2 separate regions of the Homo sapiens genome follow, and region 2 is linked to region 1. The links are chromatin loops, found by intact Hi-C in ENCODE. Cell type or tissue: PC-3. All regions are shown on one strand. Links, peaks and the distances in the headings refer to the core of each region. The heading gives the core; the rest is flanking DNA.

Region 1 (8,426 bases), core at 1,630-6,629:
AATTCTCAGTCCAGAGTGAATAACTATCATTATTGTTTTGTTGCTATTTACTTATTTAAAACATTTGGTTGGCAACATAGCCAAAAGAAAGGGGCTGTTGCTGGAACAAGGATTCAGTCTTTTTAGTCTGATGCTGACTAGCCAGCTCATATTGGGTACTCTGTACTTGAGTTTTCCTATCCACAAATGAAGTTGAAACCTTCTAGAATTGCTGGGTGAGACACAGGACTTTAAATTTTAATTCAGTGGATGTCTATTATATAAAATTCCTGAAGTAAGTCTTATGGCATTATATGCCAGTGCTCTGAAAACCAAACAATGCTGCACATATCTTAGATATTATTTTAATGTGAGCCAATTTGAAGAAAACTAATTTCTCAACAATAAAAAAACCCAACTACCTCAGAAATACAACATTAACTCATGGCCCCTGCGAAATTTTCTTTATTATTCTACCACACTATAGTGATTAGTCTCAAATGAGATTTTCTGCAGCTGAGAAAAGATTTTGAGTGCAGATTCTTTACCTGGAATCCATGGATAGGCTTCGGGCAGTATTAGCCTCTGAATATGCCTGCAATATTTGCAGTGTGTGCATGTGTATTTGTGTATGCATGCACACACATCTAAAGGGAAAATCTTTAGATTTGATCAAAATCATGATGGTGTGTAAAGAATCAAAAACTATATGAGCCACTGTTTGGGGATGAAATTCTTAACTCTTAGTTCCAGTTGAGAATTAACACTTTACTTTGACCTGAAACTCAGCTGTTTTACGGAGTCATTTTTCTGGGAATGGTGTCCATGGTATTATGGTACTTAGTCTCCTGATCATGGTACGAAGTATTGATTGATTTAATATGGGCAGTTTGTTCTTTCTGCATCGCTATCAAAGATAAATTGGGACTATAAGTTGAACAATGATATACCTTGCAACCATTGAGCTAATGTTGTTGAATTGTGTTACTTAATTTGGAATTATAGCCGAAAATAGGTGATGCTCCATAAACATGTGCTTGATCTTTATAGATGAAACAAACTCAAGCCACAGGGCATCTTTTTAGTTAAGTGAATATGAGTCAGTATTTATCTGGAGACCAACAGGATTTCAGCTGGATCTGGCCTTCAGTTATTTTATTTTATGTTATGTATGGTGAGATCATAGATCCTAACTGTACACTTTAGTTTTGACAACAGCTTACACCTGTATGACCCATACGCCTGTCAAGATACAGAACATGACCGTGATTCCAGACAGTTCCTTTGCTTCTTTTCTCAGGAATCTTCTCTCTCAAGACTGATCTGGTTTCTTTCATTGCTAGCTAATCCTTTAATTATTGTAGAATTTTGTTCTAGTTTCTTATTTAGAAAATCAATTGTTATATTGGCATAGATTACTTTTTTTCAGTTTGTGCTGCCTAGAGTCTTAAAGATCTTTGGAGGTGGCTGGGGAGCCACTACCAGAGGATTGGAAGAAGGGGTGAAAGAGGATCTCAGATATTTTAGACACTTTCCCAACCCCTCCTTCAAGTGGAGTAGTTCCCTCTCTGAACTCTTTTATAAACTGGAATTCCATGTGGGGTTTGGTTTTAAAAGGGGGCTCTACCAGGTGCCTATGAATAGTGGATTGGATAAAGAAAATGTGGCACATATACACCATGGAATACAACTCAGCCATAACAAAGAATGATATCATATCCTTTGCAGCAACATAAATGCAGCTGGAGGCCATTATTCTAAGTGAATTAACACAGAAACAGAAAACCAAATACCACACGTTCCCACTTCTAAGAGAGAGCTAAACATTGGGTAGACATAGACACAAAGATGCGAACAATAAACACTGAGGATTCCAAAAAGCAGGGAGGGAGGAAGGGGAACACGTGTTGAAAACCTGCCCATTGGGTACTATGTTCACTACTTGTGTGTCAAGAACATTAGAAGCCCAAACCTCAGCATCATTCAGTAGACCCATGTAACGAACCTATACAAATACTTCCTAAATCAACAAATTTTAAATAAAAAGGTGTTCTACTTATTTTAAAAATTTATCTGACATAGGTCATTGTGCCAAAAACAACTACAATGTTTCAGTTAAACTATTATATAATCTGACTCTTGAAATGACAGTTAAGACTTCCTAAGATCCAAGGGAGGAAGTAATGGTTGGCAGCTGTGCAGAATGAAGGCTAATGAAATGAGGTGGCCCCACATTGAAGCCAGCAGCAACAGGACTTGGGAAAGCAATTCCTCAGTGGGGGTAGCCTTCCCTGAATGTGTCTTTGAAGTCACGTAGAGGAATTTGTTAATGATGCTCGTGCATTTTCTGCTATGTTTTCTCTATTTCTCTTGTAAGGTGACCATTTTGACTGTTTCAGGTCAATCTTGTGCCTTAAAATCAACTGGACTCAGGAACTGGCCAGAATCACTTACGAAAATATCTAAGTTTGGAATTGTCCTATTTTCTCCCCCAAATGCAAGTTCATTGTTTTGTGAATTACAACCTAAGGTCTATCTGTGCTAGGAGGTTTTGCTTTAATAGTAGAAACTGTAAATTATATACACTACAAATGTTCTCATATTTTCTGTCTTCTCATTATGGAAGACATTATGCCAATTACTCAAGGATCTAGAACCAGAAATACCATTTGATCCAGCAATCTCATTACTGGGCATATACCCAAAGGAGTATGAATCATTCTACTATAAAGACATATGTTTATTGCAGCATTATTTACAATAGCAAACACATGGAACCAACCCAAATGCCCATTAATGATAGACTGGATAAAGGAAGTGTGGTACATATACATCATGGAATACTATGCAGCCATAAAAAGGAATGAGATCATGTTCTTTGCAGGGACATGGATGAAGCTGGAAGCCATCATCTTCAGCAAACTAACACAGGAACAGAAAGCCAAACACCGCATGTTCTCACCATAAGTGGGAGCTGAACATTGAGAACACATGGACAGAGTGGGAAACAACACACACCAGGGCCTTTTGAGGAGTAGGGGGTGAGGGGAGGGAACGTAGAGGACAGGTCAATAGGTGCAGCAAACCACCGTGGCACACGTATACCTATGTAACAAACCTGCACGTTCTGCACATGTATCATGGTTTTTTTGTTTTAGAAGAAATAAAGAAAAAAAAGTTCTCATATTTAAGATAGGTCAATAGAAGAAACTATCTTTAGAATACAATTTATTTTTCTGAATTATCTGCTACTAGCTAAGTTTTATAAAGGGCCCATTAGAGAAGCATCTTTGTTGGTTGGTTGTTTTGATGCTGTATTCCTTTATTTCCCCCCAAAAAAGGGCATACATAATAATATTTTATATTTATATCTTGATTTACAGTGTGTAAAATGTCACATCGGTTTGTCATAACAACCCTGCAAAATATGTATTATAATGTCTATTTTAAAGATGAATAAAGTGAGATGCTGTGAGGTTGAGTGACCTGGTCACAAAGGTAGAGAGCACTAGAGGTCATACTCGTCCTAATATCTAAATCATTAGTATAGGCCGGGGGCGGTGGCTCATGCCTGTAATCCCAGCACTTTGGGAAGCTGAGACAGGCAGATCACCTGAGGTCAGGAGTTCAAGACCAGCCTGGCCAACATGGCAAAAACCCATCTCTACCAAAAAATACAAAAATTAGCCAGACGTGGTGGCGGGCACCCATAATCACAGTCACTCGGGAAGCTGAAGCATGAGAGCCACTTGAAGCAGGGAGGCAGAGGCTACAGAGAGCCGAAATCGCGCCACTGCATTATAGCCTGGGTGACAGAGTGAACTCTGTCTCAAAATAATAATAATAAATTAATTAATTAAAATAAATAAATCACTAGTATATGTCATATATCCAGGACCTAGTATCATTTACCTGCATTCTTTAAAAAGTACTGATGTGTTAAAAGACAATGAGTAGATAACTGTTCTTAATGCTAGACCTCAGTCTTACCCCACTTACTATTGTCTTGCAATGAAATTAAAATATTTAAAAATTTTAAAAGAATGTTTCCATGCAGAAAGGAGACAAAATCATTCCTCAAAACTTGAGAAAGTTCCAGGCAAAGGGAAATGATTAATTTCTCTTAAAGCAGATCAGGTCTTTCATCTTGGCAAATTACTCTGAATTAGAAGTCTTCCCTAGATTGTAGATCAAACTTAACAAGGCTCGCTGAACTAAGAAAAGGCATATTTGACTGCATGGTGAGAAAAGTAAAAAATAAAAGACAAAGGCTCCTGCGAAAAATCTCCCTGCAAATGCCTGTAATACACACAGTGAACAAGCCAAGCTTTGCTAACACATGTGCCCAGCCTGATCATTGGCGCCTGATGAAGTGGCATATTATAAGCGAGGATTGAGAATATAATTTTTAAACAAATAATCACTTAACTGAATGCACCATTACTTAGAATATACACTTCCTATCAAAGAAGAAAGAGCATTTAGTCACACATGAGGAGCACCAATGCTGGAAGGGAATAGAGTCTAGCAGAGCATAACATTGCAATCCTGGGGGCAAATTGGAGCCATAAATCTGGATGAGTCACTGAGGGCCTGAATTCCTACAGCTATCACAGATGAGGGTAAAGAGGAGAATAAACAGCAGAGAAAACAGATGACAAAGGGTGAGACTGGGCAGCTGGACAAAAGGCTGCACACGTTGTTAGGACCCCGGGAAGCCACAGGAGGGCAGCAGAAGCAAGTGGCACAGACGTAAGTTACAGAGCGTCCTTTCAGGAAGGGTGCATTTTAAAACATATCAATCTGTCACAGAATCTAGACTTCAAACCGCTGGAAGTTAGTGGAGTATTTCTTAATGGCTCTTATGCCATTAAACTGAACCCAAAACAATGTTTATATGCAATCTAAAGATTCAAAGGATTAGGTAGGAGAAGTGAGTCTGGTGAAGGGATTTTCTGAGCAGGGAAGACAGAAGGTGCATTCTTCCTTTCATTATTTTCTCATTGTCTGCCATCATGGGTAGAGTATTCATGGACCAGTAACTAAGAATTCAGGACAGAGGCTGTGGCCTTTCTTAGAAGTAGTGGCAAGCAGGCAGCTAAAGATATGCTAACAACCTCAATCAGAATGTAGAATGAATGAAAAGTGTATCTGAGGAAATTGACAATTGATTGACGAGACTCCTTAATTGCTCATTAAAATTATACCTGGGGAGCTACAATGAGGGTCCCTCCAGAAAGGACCCTCTTAGCCACTTCTTGTGCTCCCATGAGTTTTTAATAATTGTATGAATAAAAGAGCATAGATTTTTGCTTAATCACATTTCTTTTCAAAAAGGAAAGTGAGAATCTATTACTGAAAAAGAAAATACCATTCCAGCATGCCATCTAAGTAGTGCCCAAAACAGACCTGTCATTATGTTAAGAGCTAATTTTGACCTATGGATGAACTTCTTTACTTCAATTTAAGGATAGAAAGCTCAACTTTTAAGGATATGGGTGAATCTGCCCTATAATGTTGGGACAGTGAGTAGGAAAATACTTATTTTGTTCAGGGAATGTATTCTTTTCACCCTTTCCCCTTGAGGCTTGAATTTGCTTTTTCATCTTTATAAAAATCTGATAAATTATCAAAATAAAATAGGCATTAACCAAGAATTCCCTTTCTAGGAAATGATTCCAAAAATTAATCAGATGCAAAAAGTGATGTATGTTCAAGGATGTTTTGAGGAATGGATGTCCTATTTACGTTTGAGAAAATGGAAAATAACCTCACATTTTTATAATAATAATAACAATAACAAATCTTTATTGAATATTAACTTTGTACCAGATCCTACTAAGCCCTCTTACTTGTTTCTCACAACAAGCCTAGCAGGTAGGTGTTATTACTATACCCATTTTGGAGATGAGAAAGCCATGCCTCCAAAAGGTTAAGCAACTTGCTGAAGGTCACACATCTAATACAAATTGGAGTGGGGATTTTGGTTCCAGAACCCATAGATTTAACATCTATATTATATATCTTCTTTTTATATAACAGAATGATTAAATATATTTGGGTACATCCTCATAATAGGATATTTTCCAAAATTAAACATCGTGATTTTTGAAAAATAGTAATGCAAAATGAAAAACAATATAATGTTAAGTGAATAAATCAGGATACAAAATAGTAGGTGCAGTATGATTTCAATTGCGTAAGATTCAAAAGAAAAATACATGTGAACATGTTCAAAGTGAACATGTTTCTGGATGGTATATTGAAATTCTTGTCTTTTCATCTTTTCGTATTTTCTAGTTCTTTATATGAGCATACTTTGCTTCTATAATTATGAAGTTATTGTGTAGCAGATGCACAGTGAAGAGAACTTTTGCATTTTTATTCTGTAAGAAAATTTGACATAATGAATGCTGTAGTTTGGATATGGTTTGTTTGTCCCCACCAAATCTCTTGTTTGAATTTGATCCTCAATGTTGGAGGTGGGGCACAATGGAAGGTGTTTGGGTCAGGGGGTGAATCCCTCATGAACAGATTAATGCCCTCCCTCTGGGGCGAGTGAGTTCTCACTCTATTAGTTTCCATGACAGCTGGTTGTTGAAAAGAGCCTGGCACCTCACCTCTCTCTCTCTTGCTTCCTTTCTCTGCAAACCTGTGATCTCTGCACAAGTCAGTTTCCCTTCACCTTCCACCATGAGTAGAAACAGCCTGAGGCCTTCACCAGATGCAGATGCCCAATCTCAAACTTTTTCAGCCATCAGGACTGTGAGCCAAATAGTCCCTTTTTATTTACAAATTACCCATCCTCGGATATTCCTGCACAGCAATACAAAATGGACCAAGACAATGAACTTGACAGTTGCTTAGGAATTTGTAGGCAAATTTGCATGAGTCCAAACATTTGGTGGGAGGTGAGGAACAAGAATCTGACTCCTATCAGTAATTCATAGCTACTGAAACTTGTTGGGGAGAATTATGGTGGCTTAACTAAGTAGCAGTAAAATGTGATTGAGGCCCGTAAATAAAATCACCATGAGGGTGGAAAAGAGCTGGGGTTAGCGGTTGACCCCTGCAATTGTGAACCTTCCCATAGAGACAGTATGTCCCAGTTAGGATGCCTTTGCCTATGAATGACACAATACCCAGCTAAAATTGGCATAGGTAATAAGTATATTACTTTCCATGAGAAGCTCAGAGGCACAGTGGTTCCAGATTTGGTTCAGCAAACTAATATGCGCAATGAAGCCAGATCCTTCCAGTCTTTTCTCTCACCATTCTCAGCATGTTGACAACCTCTCCCCTCATTGTCTCATAATGGTGGCAGTAGTTCCAGGCATCACTTGGAGATTTGACCACATTCAATGTGTATGGAAAGTTGTTTTTCCTCCCATGCATTTCTTCTTACTAAGAAAAACCTTTTCCTGAAGCCCCTGATATATTTCCCATTGTTCTCTATCAGGTAGGATTATATACTAGCAAGAGAGTAGGAAAGGGGAATGGCTTTTGGGTAGGCAACATCCATTATCTGCACAAGTTGTTCTGGGTGATGCAGGGAATAGTAGAACTTCACCTGGTCCTTCAGGTGAAGGAGCTGTGTATTCAAGCATTGTAAATTGGGAGCCCCAGACAGATTTGACATGGAGCACCTTGGATGCATGTAGCAATGACTGGGAATGGGAATCAGGGACCAACCTCCTGAATGAGATAAAGGTCAATCATCCTGAGACTTCCGGGTATTACAGGAGAGAAGGCGCTGGTGGGATTCAAGTGATTTAATGGGCACATTTAAAGGAAATGTGGGATGGGCGTGGTGGCTCATGCCTGTAATCCCAGCACTTTGAGAGGCCAAGGTGGGTGGATTGCTTGAGCTCAGGAGTTCGAGACCAGCCTGGACAATATGGTGAAACCCCATCTCTAGAAAAAATACAAAAATTAGCCAGGTGGAGTGGTGCATAACTGTTGTCTCAGCTACTCGAGAGGCAGAGGTGGGAGGATCGCTTGAACCTGGGAGGCAGAGGTTGCAGTGAGCCAAGATCACTCCACTGCACTCCAGCGGGCAATAGAAGGAAACCTTGAAAAGAAAAAAGAAAAGAAAAGAAAAGAAAAAAAGAAAAGAGAAAAGAAAAGAAAAAGAAAAGGAAAAGAAAAATGTGACCATACATCATGCTGGTAAATGGGATGTTGAGATTACATTTTGATAGAAGAATGAAATTATCTAAGAGGACATGTTAGCAAGATAATATGGTAAGATAAACATTTTATATGAAATAAAAAAATAATAATTTGATTGGTAAATAAGGCAAAGAAAGCTAAAAGATTTTTTAAAAAACAAGCTGAAACAATACCAGCAAATGCATACATGAAGAATAAAAAATAATTTGGCTAAAAGAAAATGTTAGAAGAATAAAAAGGATCAAATATAGTGATACACAAAGTCAATTAAATGT
Region 2 (8,426 bases), core at 2,358-7,357, 530 kb before region 1:
TTGAGTATAATCCAAAACTCAGAGATACTTATGAGTATGAGACCATTTTGTAAATAGGCAAGATAAGTCTTCAGTAGGGTCATAGAGTATTCTTAAGGTGTTAAATAGTTCAGCAGTTGCAAATATCCTAGAAAACAGATTCACAACAGAGAAGTTACTGTAGACTGTCAGAGTAATATAGGCATTGTGAAATATTTCTCATTAATTTCTGGGGAAAACATAATTGCCATCATTCTAAACACTGCCCAAGAGTCTCCAAGGGATTTCATATTAATTATGAACAGTATTTTTTAATTTAAAGGATGTTGAGGCAATCAGTATTCCTAAAGAAGAGTCAGGCTAAGGGAATAAGGAGAGATAGAGATGTACATAGGAGAATGAAGGCAAATTGAAGAGAATCTTGAATGTTGAGCTAAGAAGTTTAGATTTTATTTTATAGTCAATGGAATCATCAAAGGTGTTTCAGCAGTGATTTCTTCATATAGTCTAGTTAAAAAAAACACTTGTTGGTTGAAATTAAACCCCTTTTAAATGAGAAACATGGGAGCTTTCAGATAATTGGAATTTTGCTTCAGTTCTTAATTAGTAAATTCATTAATTAGAATATCTCAAGTCATAAAATGTACTAGTGATTAGGATATATAATTTTTTAATACAGAAAGAAAATAGGAGTCTTATATTTTTTCATTTGTTCATTTATTTCATAGATTTCATTTAAAACAATTTTTTTTTTTTTTTTGAGACGGAGTTTCGCTTTTGTTGCCCAGGCAGGAATGCAGTGGCGGGATCTCGGCTCACCACAACCTCCACCTCCTGGGTTCAAGTGATTCTTCTGCTTCAGCCTCTCGAGTAGCTGGGGTTACAGGCATGCACTACCATGCCCGCTAATTTTGTATTTTTAGTAGAGATGGGTTTTTGCCATGTTGATCAGGATTGTCTGGAACTCCTGACTTCAGGTGATCCACCCACCTCGGCCTCCCAAAGTGCTGAGATTACAGGCGTGACCCACCATGCCCAGCCAACGATTTTTGTGCTTTTTGTATTTTTTATTTTTCCCAAGGAAAATAACATTATTAAATATGACTAAAGTATTCTTCTATAATCTGTATACTTTTTTTTTTTTTTGAGACAGAGTATCACTCTGTCGCCCAGGCTGGAGTTCAGTGGCTCAGTCTCGGCTCACTGCAGCCTCTGCCTCCTGGTTTCAAGTGATTTTCCTGCCTCAGCCTCCCAGGTAGCTGGGACTACAGGCACCCGCCACCACGCCTGGCTAATTTTTGTACTTTTTTTTTAGTAGAGACGGGGTTTCACCATATTGGCCAGGCTGGTCTCAAACTCCTGACCTTGCGATCTGCCCGCCTTGACCTCCCAAAGTGCTGGGTGGTGTGAGCCACCACGCCAGGCCTCTATACTTTTATAAAAATCTTATTATTGATATATGGGGTAACCTTTATGCTGTTTAAAGTATATTATTCTCCTCATCAATTGTTTATTGTAAAGTTTACACTAACAAACTTTAGGCAATTTTTATTCATGAAGAATGAGAGAAATTTTCTGTTATTCCCATTTTAAGCTGTATGAACAATGTGTAATGCATACCAGCATTTAGTGGTTTTGATTTTTTTTTTTTTTTTTTTTTTTTTGAGACAGAGTCTCGCTCTGTCACCCAGGCTGGAGTGCAGTGGTGCAATCTCAGCTCACTGCAAGCTCCACCTCCCGGGTTCACACCATTCTCCTGCCTCAGCCTCCCGAGTAGCTGGGACTACAGGTGCCTGCCACCATGCCCAGCTAATTTTTTGTATTTTTAGTACAGACGGGGTTTCACCATGTTGGCCTGGATGGTCTTGATCTCCTGACCTTGTGATCCGCCGCCTCGGCCTCCCAAAGTGCTGGTATTACAGGCATGAGCCACCGTGCCCAGCTGATTTTTTGTGTTTTTTTTGACACAGGGTCTCACTGTATCACCCATGCTGGAGTACAGTCGTGCAGTCTCGCTCACTGCAGCCTCTGCCTCCTGGGTTCAAGCTAGCCTCCTGCCTCAGCCCCTTAAGTAAATGGGACTACAGGTGTGTGCTGTGATGCCCAGCTAATTTTTGTATTTTTTGTCGAGACAGGGTTTCGCCATGTTGCCTAGGCTGGTCTTGAACTCCTGAGTTCAAGTGATCCACCTGCCTCGGCCTCCTAAAGTGCTAGGATTATAGGCATGAGCCACCGTGCTGGCCCCATTGAGTGTTTTAAATTGTAATATAATTTTTCTTATGTATTTTATTGCTATTTAATTGGTGCTTGAAAAACTGGTTAATTTCATAAAATATATGAAATTATTATATTGAAAACAAAGCCTATCACGAGGCTTATTAGACTAACTTCTTGAACTTTTCTTGCATGTAATGTATATGTGGCATAGAAGGCAGTTTGTAAAATACCTTCCAAGGAGTCAAAGGGTATTGTTCATGATATTTGGCAAAGATTTCCTGTTTTGACTTGATTTTAATATAATGGTTTTAACAATTGTTTCTGCTTTTTAAAGGACTTGGAAAACAGTGTGGGTGAACTTAGTGAAGGACAAAGACCCCAGCTAACAGCGGCAGCAGAGAACATCTTAATGGGACATTCTCTCTATATGCAGCCACCTGTCACTAATACACAGTCTTTGGATCAACAATGTGATCCTAAACCATTATCTCGGCAATTTGACACAGTTTCAGGTAGACACCAAAATATTTTTTCTTGATGTGTCATAGTAGTATCCCTAATCTGAGTTGAGGAAAGTATACCTATTTTCAGATAGGGGCTTGCAAAATTTCTTTATTAAAAGGGATTTTAATAATTGGAAAGTTTGGTGATAACTTTTTTTATAGTATATATAGCAGTGTTTCCCCAAATGTGATTCATATATCAGTGTTGGTACATGAACCTTTGGGTGGTATGTGAATTAATTTTGGTAATACACATACATACACTTAAAACTTTTTAACTGTGATACTTTTATTTTATTTCATTCTATTTATTTATTTAGAGACGGAGTCTTGCTCTGTCACTCAGGCTGGAGTGCAGTGACACAATCTCGGCCCACTGCAAGCTCTGCCTCCCGAGTTCACCCCATTCTCCTGCCTCAGCCTCCCGAGCAGCTGGGACTACAGGAGCCCACCACCACGCCTGGCTAATTTTTTGTATTTTTAGTAGAGATGGGGTTTCACCATGTTAGTCAGGATGGTCTCGATCTCCTGACCTCGTGATCCGCCCTCCATGGCCTCCCAAAGTGCTGGAATTACAGGTGTGAGCCACCGCGCCTAGCCTATTTTATTTTATTTTATTTTTTTGGAGACGGAGTCTTGCTTTGTCGCCCAGGGTGGAATGCAATGGCACAATCTCGGCTCACTGCAACCCCTGCCTCCTGGGTTCAAGCTATTCTCCTGCCTCAGCCTCCCGAGTAGCTGGGATTACAGGCGCCTGCCACCATGCCCAGCTAATTTTTGTATTTTTATTAGAGACAGGGTTTCACTATGTTGGCCAGGCTGGTCTCGAACTCCTGACCTCAGGTGATCTGCCCACCTTGGCCTCCCAAAGTGCTGGGATTACAGGCATGAGCCACCATGCCCAGCCGATGCATTTATTGTAATATGTACTAGAAAAATATAACGAATCCATGAAAATTGACATAACAGATCTTTAGGACAAGGTTAAATTAGATAATACTGTAGACATTTATTCTTTATGCTATATGAATTTCAGTAGCACTCTGCATTCAGGACTATTTTAGAATTTAAATAAACTTTCTGTTGTGACACACTGGAAATAAGGATAGAATAGAGAATACCAATCACTAGCATATATAGTTGACTCTCATCTATGGACCATTGTTATATTCTGTGGTCACCACAAACATATTAACAAGTATTGAACCATTACTCCTAGGGGAAATACAGGATTAGGTTTCTGTGAGCCTCTGGTCATAACATTTTTATCAACTGATCAATACATAATCTGGTTTTATTTATGTTTCTGTTTAAAGAAGTCTTATTTAATATATATTTTGGATTCATTAATATTGAACTCACAGCCATTGAACTATCCAGCAGTATAACTTGTGCCTGAAGGAAGCCTATCTAACATGTATATTTTCTCCATAAGACACAGCGGAGCCTTTTTGTGCTTAGAAACACTAGACAGGCCAGATGCAGTGGCTCACGCCTGTAATCCAGCACTTTGGGAGGCCAAGGTGGCAGATCACCTGAGGTCAGGAGTTTAAGACCAGCCTGGCCAACATGGTGAAACCTCATCTCTACTAAAAATGCAAAAATTAGCCGGGCATAGTGGCAGATGCCTGTAATCTCAGCTACTTGGGAAGCTGAGGCAGAAGAATTGCTTGAACCCGGGAGGCTCAGAGGGCAGAGGGCAGAGGTTGCAGTGAGCCGAAATCACGCCACTGCACTCCAGCCTGGGCAGCAAGAGCGAGTCTCTGCCTCAAAAAAAAAAAAAAGAAAAGAAACACTAGACAGTACTTCAGCACTAAGGGGCCATTTTAAACAGTGAAATCACCAAAAAAAAGGGGATGAAATCTGAAAAACAGCTTTACGTATACTGTGAAAAGGTCACTTGTTTACAGTATGAGAGCTGGAATAAGGTGGAATGTATCGTTGTTCAGCATCAACTGGAAAAATGCATGTTAGGTAATTTAAGTTTTTCACCACTCTGTACATGTCCACAAATGACCACAAAGGTGCTGCAAGTATTGATTTGGGGGGTTATAAATACGTTTTAGCGAGTAGATAAATTTGCAAATATGTAATTTACAAATAAATGAGGATCTGCTATATTCTTATTATTGATTTTTAAATGCCCATTGTTTCTTTCTCTTAAGTGAAAAGAAACTTCTGGAGGCATGCAGATTTGCCAGAAATCAGAAAAGGAAAAGCCTGAAGTATTTAGTTTCATATTGAGTGAACACCTTGTATCATTCAGAATTGGGAGAATTCCGAGACTGAATTTCCCATGTGAATAAATGTAAAGATTGGCCTTATTTCTCATTTTGTACACATAATGAGAGTATTAAATGTTTTACATTCTTTAAAATTTGTAGGATTCAAATGGCATGAAATGTGACTTACATTTATGTCCAGCTAAATTTGCAGAATGCAGTTAAACAGAGTTAACACTAGGTGGCTCTCGCAGATCACTTGAACTGCTAGGTACTTAAGAGCTACTAGGTATCTGAGAGCAACTAGGTACTTAGTTGAAATGTTACAGAATAAACTCCCTGAGGAGATAGCCTCTTCAGTCCTTTTTAAATATCTGGTAACCCTAGCAGATTACCTATAGTACAGTGCATTTTTAATCTTAGGTACATTGTAGGTATTTAATTGGAAAAAATAAGTAATATGGTATAACATAAGATTGAACACATATGTAAGGCAGTATAGCAGAATAGCTAAGAGTTTAGGCTTTGAGAGTTTCAGAAATGGGTTTGAATTCCAGCTCTATGTATCTTTGGTCAAATAACTTAATGTTCCTGAACCCAAATTTCTTTATGTGTCAAGTGGGGATAATATTGCTATGTACGAAATTACCCCACATTTAACAGCTGAAGGCAGCAAACATTTATTATTTCACAGAACTCTGAAAGTCACAAATCCGGTAGTGGCTTACCTGGGTGGTTTTCAGGATCTCTCCTGATGTGGCAGTCAAGGTGATGGCTTGGACTGAGGTCATCTGAAGGCTTGACTAGGGTTGAAGGATCCACTTTCCAAGTTCACTCACATGGATTTAGCAAGAGGCTTCACTTCCTCACCATGTTAACCAGTCCATAGGGCCGTGAATGATGTGGTAGCAGACATCTCCCAAGAGAAAGTAAGCAATCAAGATGGAAACCATAATGTCTTTTTTTTTTTCTTTTCTTTTGAGACAGAGTCTCGCTCTGTTGCCCAGGCTGGAGTGCAGTGGTGCGATCTCAGCTCACTGCAACCTCTGCCTCCTGGGTTCAAGTGATTCTCCTACCTCAGCCTCCTGAGTAGCTGGGACTACAGATGCACGCCGCCACCTCGCCTGGCTGATTTTTGTATGTTTTTGTAGAGACGGGGTTTTGCCATGTTGGCCAGGCAGGTCTCAAACTTCTGACCTCAAGTGATCCACCCGCCACAGCCTCCCAAAGTGCTGGGATTACACGTGTGAGCCACTGCGCCCAGCTGATAATGTCTTTTATAACCTAATCTCCAAAGTGACATGCCATCACTTCTGTCATATTCCATTGATAACACAGACCAATCATGGAACAACTTAAGAGGTGACTTTTAAAAGGTGTAGATACCAGGAGGGCAGGGATCACTGGGGGCTATCTTGGAGGTAATAGTGTCTATCTCATTATGGTTATTAGGTACATGTATTTGACAATGCATGTAAAGTACTAAGCTCAGTGCTTGGCACATGGTGTTGTTCTCTTTAATAATGCTTGGAGTATGAAAAGTACTATCTTATATGTACTTAATAGAATCAGAAACTATCAACAGTTGACTAAAAGGACTTTGCCTATAGAAAACTAATTTGTTCCTCTTGTTTCAAGATTTTCTCCTGGTGACCACAGACTATAACTGTGGTCCATAGATGAGAATCAACTATATATGCTAGTGATTGGTATTGCTTTTCGTCTTGATTTTTAATAACTTTGCTTACAGAGGGTCATCTCTTCTTACTTTGCCCCTCCCCACCCCTGCTAATTTTCAGGAAGTGTCCTATTTTCTGTAGTCCTCTATCACTGTCTCCATTCCTGAGGCTCTCAGGTTGGGTTGAGTAACTGAAAGTTGCAAAATTGGCTTTGAGGAGTTGTCTTGGGAAACCTAAAATGTAAGCTGTAATTTGAGTGAATTATTTGTGGACCCTGGGATATACTACCAACTACAGCTTTTTATTTACTCAAAAAACCTGTATTGAATACCCACTGTATACCTAGAACTATGTAAGTACTACATTAAGCACTCAAGATTCAAAGATGATAGATATCTGCTCTCAAGATATTTACTAACTAGTGTGGGAGAAATAAATAACAATTATAATATTGTGTGACTAGTACAACACAGACGGCTGTGGGAGTGCAGAGGAGGAACTTAACTCATTTGTGAGGGCTTAGAAAAGGTTTTCTGCAAGATCCAATGTGAAATTGAATCTTAAGGGAATTAGCCAGATGGTAAATTATGATAAGAATATTCCAGTTTGTTCATTTACTTATTCAGAAGATATTTTTGAGTGCCTGCTATGTGCTGAGCATGTGCTAGGTGCTAGGAATATGAAACTTGGTAAGGCCCTGTTCACAATGATTTTTTTTCTCTAGTAGACATAGTAGATAAGAAAGCAAAAACATGCAATAAATTACTGTAGTTATTGTGAAGAAGCCCGTATAGGATGGAGGTACAGGTCAATTGTAGTTGAAGGGATTCAGGAAAGACTTCATAGATGAGGGAAGTCTTGCTTGAAGTGACTCCTCAAAGATGAATAAATGCTTGCCATGTGGTGAGTGAGGAGGGACCTTTCAGACAGAATATGCAATGAGACAGGGGACAAAGGCAAAAAAAAAAAAAAAGCAAGGGTTAATCGTGGAAATGCAGTGTTTTTGTCAAAGAATTAGAGCTTAAGATGCAGTGAAATTGCAGCAGGGAGCAGAAACCAGGTCATGAAAAGCCCTGGATTATCTATTAAGGAGTACAGTAAGGATCGCTTTGTATACAAAATGGGAAATAATAACAGTCTTACTTTTTACTTTATACTTATTCCCATGAACAATTCAGCCTTAAGTTTCTGTCAGTTCTGAATGTTGTGTGATATTCATCAGTCTGTTAAAGATTGTAAGTAAATGAGTGATGTGATCATATTTACCTTTTATTTAGCAAGATCATCTGAGATGCAATGTGATGGATAGATTGGAAGAGTTAAGACTGGAGGCAAGGAGCCTGATTAGACAACCATTAAAGTTGACCTGATGAGACATTATTCAGTAATGAGGATATATAAAAAGGGAGATTTGAGAGAGAATTAAGGAGATGGACAGGAATTCATTTGAATGTGAGCAGTACAAAAGAAGCAGAAAGTCTAAGAAATCCCTAGGTTTCTGTCTAGAATTATTGGATAGATGGTCATCTCAGTCACTGAGAGAGAGCGAATATGGAGGAAGGACAGAATTAGGAGGAAAGAGATTGAATGGGGTTTATACATACTGAATTTGTGATGCCTTTGACTTTCATACAAATGAAAAAAATCCATTAGATATGCCGGACCAAAAACTCTTGCTGGACTGGCAATTTTAGGCAAACTTAGTCTTCTCTAAAAGTCTGCCATGGTTGCTTTCCACTATAACAAAATTCTAGGAAAGTAAAATTAGGGATTTCTAGTTATGATTAATTAAATTAAATTTGACTTGAATGAAATAATATTTTAAA

Evidence for each region. Hi-C counts contacts between places; a loop is a spot of excess contacts. Peaks named below come from ENCODE experiments on the same cell type or tissue, not always from the same donor. Only the 100,000 strongest peaks of a DNase experiment are listed, where the experiment ranks them.
Region 2: a loop joins it to region 1, with 6 times the contacts of the local background. A loop is called at or near these places in 19 of 110 quality-filtered maps.

The regions. Positions count from the first base shown.
Region 1 is chr14:59,024,061-59,032,486 of GRCh38, forward strand. No RefSeq gene overlaps it. Among named protein-coding and RNA genes, the nearest start is that of DAAM1, 160 kb to the right of the region's middle. RefSeq lists a silencer at 4,672-4,721. In PC-3, for the core only: a CTCF peak has its summit at 4,698 (motif pointing right); DNase peaks (open chromatin) are centred at 2,721 and 4,591; H3K4me3 peaks cover 352 bases; H3K27ac peaks cover 344 bases; H3K27me3 peaks cover 528 bases.
Region 2 is chr14:58,496,253-58,504,678 of GRCh38, forward strand. KIAA0586 reads left to right here. Exons shown (of 31, transcript NM_001329943.3): 27 at 2,531-2,708. Among named protein-coding and RNA genes, the nearest start is that of KIAA0586, 73 kb to the left of the region's middle. RefSeq lists a silencer at 4,999-5,293. In PC-3, for the core only: CTCF peaks have their summits at 5,159 (motif pointing right) and 5,361; a DNase peak (open chromatin) is centred at 5,169.